Regions from separate parts of the Mus musculus genome. Here region 1 is linked to region 2. The links are chromatin loops, found by intact Hi-C in ENCODE. Cell type or tissue: left cerebral cortex. All regions are shown on one strand. Links, peaks and the distances in the headings refer to the core of each region. The heading gives the core; the rest is flanking DNA. Region 1 overlaps Gsr (glutathione reductase). Region 2 has its middle 71 kb from the start of Gm33281.

The links. Peaks named below come from ENCODE experiments on the same cell type or tissue, not always from the same donor. Only the 100,000 strongest peaks of a DNase experiment are listed, where the experiment ranks them.
Region 1: it touches region 2 in a loop (5-fold over the local background); 8 of 42 quality-filtered maps call a loop at or near these places.

The regions. Positions count from the first base shown.
Region 1 is chr8:33,696,618-33,699,532 of GRCm38, reverse strand. Gsr (glutathione reductase) reads right to left here. Exons shown (of 13, transcript NM_010344.4): 13 at 1,371-2,387. The coding sequence ends at 2,238. Among named protein-coding and RNA genes, the nearest start is that of Gm24727, 6.3 kb to the right of the region's middle. In left cerebral cortex, for the core only: a CTCF peak has its summit at 1,203 (motif pointing right); a DNase peak (open chromatin) is centred at 1,199.
Region 2 is chr8:33,219,151-33,222,065 of GRCm38, reverse strand. No RefSeq gene overlaps it. Among named protein-coding and RNA genes, the nearest start is that of Gm33281, 71 kb to the right of the region's middle. In left cerebral cortex, for the core only: a CTCF peak has its summit at 1,426 (motif pointing left); a DNase peak (open chromatin) is centred at 1,413.

The DNA.
Region 1 (2,915 bases), core at 213-2,712, 480 kb before region 2:
ATAGTTACTAATGCGCTTGTTTTACTTCGTCGGCACCGGGGCTACCCAGAAGCCAGTGCTCAAACTGGCTGTGGCCAACTCAGAAAGTCACCCAGGAAAAGCTTAATGAAAAGCCTCAGTCGGGCATGGTGGCGCACGCCTTTAGTACCAGCACTCGGGAGGCAGAGGCAGGCGGATTTCTGAATTCGAGGCCAGCCTGGTCTACAGAGTGAGTTCCAGGACAGCCAGGGCTACACGGAGAAACCCTGTCTTGAAAAATCGAAAAAAGAAAAATGAAAAGCCTCAGTAGCATTGCATTGCTCATGAAACCCACAGACAAGGAGGACTTTGCTTACCCAGCTGATAAAGACAACAGAAATGGGGTTATAACACACACACGACCCCCCTTTAAAAAAAGGGGGGGGGGGCTGGCGAGATGGCTCAGTGGTTAAGAGCGCCTACTGCTCTTCCAAAGGTCCCGAGTTCAAATCCCAGCAACCACATGGTGGCTCACAGCCATCCATAATGAAATCTGATGTCCTCTTCTGGAGTATCTGAGGACAGCTACAGTGTACTTACATATAATAAATAAATAAATCTAAAAAAAAAAAAAAAAGTCAGGATCTCTTGTAGCCCAGGCTGTCTCCTGGCCTCTACCTCTCCAGTGCTGGTGTGCACCACCGTACCTCAGGCTGCTCCTCCACCCCCATCTATCCACTGAGACTGTCTTTCATATCCCTGGTCCTTCACGGCTTTTCTTTTCTTTTAATTTATTTATTATATGTAAGTACACTGTAGCTGTCTTCAGACACCCTAGAAGAGGGTCTCATTACAGATGGTTGTGAGCCACCATGTGGTTGCTGGGATTTGAACTCAGGACCTTTGGAAGGGCAGTCAATGCTCTTAACCGCTTAGCCATCTCTCTAGCACTTTAAAAAAAAAAAGATTTATTTGTTATATGTAAGTACACTGTAGCTGTCTTCAGACACTCCGGAAGAGGGCATCAGATCTCACTACAGATGGTTGTGAGCCACCATGTGGTTGCTGGGATTTGAACTCAGGACCTTAGGAAGAGCAGTCAGTGTTCTTAACCACTGAGCTATCTCTCCAGCCCTCTAGCACTCTTTTTTTTTTAAAACTTTATGTGTTAGTGTTTTGCCTGCATGTGTTTGTACACCATGTGTGTATTTGTACACCATATGTGTAGTGCCTACAAAGGCCAGAAGGGGGAGCCAGGAACCAAACTGAATCCTTCACAAGAATGAGAAGCCCTGAACAGTCCCATCCCTCCAGCCCCTCTGGCACCTGTTTTAAAGAGACTTCTTCGCTAACAGATGCTGGTGTCTGTTCTCCCAGTGTGGAAAGTCTTAGAAAATACACTGACAGCAGCATAGTTCGTAATAAATTTTATAAGACAATGCAGTGAATTTCAAAAATTTGGAACAGTTTTCATAAAAAACAAAACAAAAAAAAAAAAACAAACGCAGAGATACAGAAATGACTGAATGAACCAGGAATACTCAGAAGAAGAAAGGGCTCCCGAGTGCCTCAGCCTTCCGTCTTGCATGTACTGTCATTTCTCCTTTACCTAACCAGCCTCAAGTCTAACTTTAATGCACTTTGTTCCATGAAAATAACACAAACCATTTTAAATCATTTAACACAGAGCAAAGAATAAAACAAGAATAGAGAGGTAACATTGGGGCAGCTTTCCAATACAGAACAAAAATACCACGTATATTCTGCAGACTTCCCATCATATAAAACTAGCAAGCTAGGCCAGGAGAGGCCATGCAGGCCTAGAATTCCAGCACCCATGAGGCTATAGCTGGAGGATTCTGAGTTGTTTGAGGCCACCTTGGGCTGCATAAAAAAAGGAAAAAAATAAAAAATAAAAGAAATTAGCCAGCAATATTCATCCATCAGGTACACTAACTTGAGTGTATGTCATGTACATTTAAACTTGGAATGGGGCCAAAGCAAGAAAAACACAACAAACACAAGGCTGTTAATTAAACAACAACAAAAAAATCAAAATATTAATTATAAATATTATCAAATGAAAACCAACCCCGGATTAACAAAACAACCTTCTGATTAGATACATAAGTTCTTCTGTGCGTGTGTATAGCTGGAAATTTACACCACCAGAAATTCCTGATTAAAATACAGAGATCTGTAGAAGCTGGGCGTAAACTCGATCGGTTCCTCCCGGAGGCCTGCTGGTCGCACCGCTAGCCACCTGGGTCCCCAGGCTCTCAGCGCAGGGTGACCAGCTCCTCTGAAGAGGTAGGATGAATGGCAACTGTGTTGTCGAAGTCGGCCTTGGTGGCCCCCATTTTCACCGCTACAGCGAAGCCCTGCAGCATCTCATCACAGCCAATCCCCTGCATGTGAATGCCAACCACCTGCGAGAAAACAGAGATTAGGGACGTCAGGTCTCCATATCCAAAGTAAGTGTAAGTACGCCTAGGAGGCAGGTCCTCTGCAGCCCCACTTCGGTGGCTCCTTCCAGTGCACACTTGGCCTGCCTTCTTTCCTTTCTTCCTTTCATTTATTTACTTTATGTATATGACTACACTGTAGCTATCTTCAGACACACCAGAAGAGGGCATCGGATCCCATTATAGATGGTTGTGAGCCACCATGTGGTTGATGGGATTTGAACTCAGGACCTCCGGAAGAGCAGTCCCTGCTCTTAACCACTGAGCCATCTCTCCAGCCCCCAGGCACTTCTTACTCCTGCTTTTTTCTTCCTATCCCATGCACTTCTCTTGCTGTAGAAGCCTAGGCCGGTCTCAAACTCCTGATCTTCCTGCCTAAGCCTCCTCGGTGCTGAGATCAGGAGCAACACCACCATACCTTCCTTCTCTAAGAACTAAGCCCATTCAGTAACCAAATAGCTACAGACTTGTGTCTTCCTGGCCCTGCTAATT
Region 2 (2,915 bases), core at 147-2,646:
CCTTTCTCTGCCTCTACTACCCTCTTGGCTCTCCTCCCCATGCCCTGAATAAACTCTATTCTATATTGTACTATGTGGCTAGTATAGGCACATCCCTCAGGGGGAAGGGATGTCTCAGCATAGACCGAGCTATCCCCTTTCCCCATACTCAACGACACCTCCATAAAACATATTTCTCCCCTCTCTTTATCTTTTTATAAACACATCAGTTACAATGTGTATAGATAGTTTAACAATTGATTTGGGCACAGTACTTGAGAGGTGGATTGAAAAGGATCAAGAGTGGTGTGTAGTGACCAGACTGCAGTGGGAGCCTGCCTGTCTCAAACAGATAAGCAAACTGTCCCTAGTCTAGTTGTTTTCTCCCTTGTAACTGTAGAAGCATCTACCAGAAAGCATCTACAGTCAGCAGCTGGGTGTCCAGAGTAAGGCCCATGTCACAGACACTGCTTTCCAGGTCCTGCTCCTCTCTTGTACTTAGCCAGAGAAATCTGTGTCCCCAGCCTGAAGAAGACTGTTGTTGCAAGGCAGCTTTATTGAGAACCTACTACGCACCAAGCATAGTTCTGGAAGCCACGGACACAGTAGTGACCAAAGAAAAAGCAATGTGGTTCCCCTTAGAGTAAGGAGAAGATGTGGGGGTGGGTAGTTCACATTGAGTATGGGGAGACCCTGTTGAGTTGTGAGAATTAATTGACAGCGTGTGATGTGAGTCCAGCCTTGAGCATGATAGTCCACCATAAGCCTCTTTTATTAAACTCACTGTATAAAAGAGGAAACAAGCTTAAGAGCAGTTGATGAATAGAATGCGCTTTTGAATAATAAGCAGTAGCCATTCTCATTCTCCCTATGGGAAAGCTGCAGGAGAAAACAGAACGTTGTCTAATGGCTTGATGTAAAGGGGGCAGCTAGACGACTTTGACATTTAGGGGCACTCAGCTAGATCTCTTCCTGTACCAACATAATGCTTTTTGTTTAACAAACAAACAAAATTACAGAGGGGTGGACATCGCAGAAGGAGTTATCAAAATAATTAGAACAACAGGCTGTTTTCTGTGAAATAATCTGGTTTGTGGAGTGGATACCCATTAAATCTCAGCCTGAAGTATAAATTACATTTAATCCTTCCAAGGCTCATCACTAGCTGATTATGGGTTGGGATATTTAAACTAAGACAGTGTTGGACACTGAGCAAGATACATCTTTCACTGGGGCTCTGCAAGCCTTAGAGAGGAGAAGGGCTTAAAAAGCCCCCCAAGCTCCCTTCATTCTGGCTGGGGTAACATTATTTTTATTGAGTCATTTTAGTTTTATATTATTTTAAGCGTCCTTTAAAGACATGTGAGCCCATGCTCCCTCACGTTTGCTTTGGCTTATTTCCACACTGGCAAAACGAGCTAGCAATTTACCACACTGTTTCAAGACTACCATCTGCTGGTTGAAATTGGCAATTTCAGGCAATATGGTTTGTAGGAAAAGCAGGATTATCTTAGGCTTAATTTACTTTGGGTTGATTGACTAATCAATGGAATCACTTATCTAGTACAAAACTTAAAGTCGAGAGGGAACGATTTCTGTAATGGGCAACGAGGACTCAAAATGTTTAAGCTTATAACCTGACTTTAGGCAGTTCAACAGACACCCACTAAAGAACAAACGGGACAACTAGCACAAAGAAAGCAGACCCGTGTCCAGTACTTGTGGTGGGTCATTTGGATATGGATAGAGAAACATGGAAGTCTTCAAAATCTTGACTGATTAGGCATAAATGAAAAAAATATAGACACCAAATAACAGTGTTCAGGACTCCTGGCAAGAGTGCTAAACTCATCTGCGCAGGAACTTGGCCAGCTTCTCAAAGATGAGGTCTCTCCCATCTGAGAAGGTAAGGACTAGCCAGATGTAAAATAGAAAAGACATTTCAGGTGGAGGGAACAGCCAGCCGGCACACAGAATGGTGTCTGGAGTGACAAGATGTTCCATTTCTCCAGAGGGTAAAGCGCAAGGTGGGCTGTGCCTTGTTGGAAACCAGCAAGCAACCCGCCAGGACAGGAGACTGCCTGGCCTGGAATGGGTTGACATGGGACACAGAGTTGGATGTAGAGATAGTTTTAAACACTGATAGTCTCTGGCCTTTAAACTTTAACTATGCTAAATGCTGAAGTCGCTGGCTTCTAAAAAATCCTAATAACTTTCTCGCTTATTCTGAGGCTGACTTGGACGATTAACAGCTGTAGTGTAACGGAGGTGGGGGGTGGGGGGCAGGGGATTAAGTAAAAGATTAATTGCTAAGGGCTTTATTCTCTCTTGATCAGAAGCCTGGCCTCCCACTTGTCAGGCTGGGAGGGAGGTTTGGAGCAATAAACTTGTATTGAACCAGGAGAAGAGAGTCACTCTCAGAAGGAAAGACTTTTATACAAGCAAATATGCATAAACTCATGTACATTTATATATGAATTCATGCACACACACACTCATACAGCTTCATGCATTCCAGTTAGGTCTAGCTACTGACTTATCTCATAATTACATACTAACACACACACACACATCCAGACTTACATATGCATATGAAACAAAAGACCAACTGCCAGGGCAGAAAGAACTCACTCATTCTGGATGAAAAAAATGAGCTCCAATCTTTATTGCATAGAGAAAGAAAAAGCTTCTACCCTTTTATTGCTAAATAATAAACCCAAGTCTTTGATGAAAAAAGCTTTGTTCTCTTTAGTAAGACTCAACCTGTCTTGCTATTAAGAAAAGACCTGCCGGGTGTGGTGGTGCACGCCTTTAATCCCAGCACTTGGGAGGCAGAGGCAGGTGGATTTCTGAGTTCGAGGCCAGTCTGGTCTACAGAGTGAGTTCCAGGACAGCCAGGGCTATACAGAGAAACCCTGTCTCGAAAAACCAAAAAG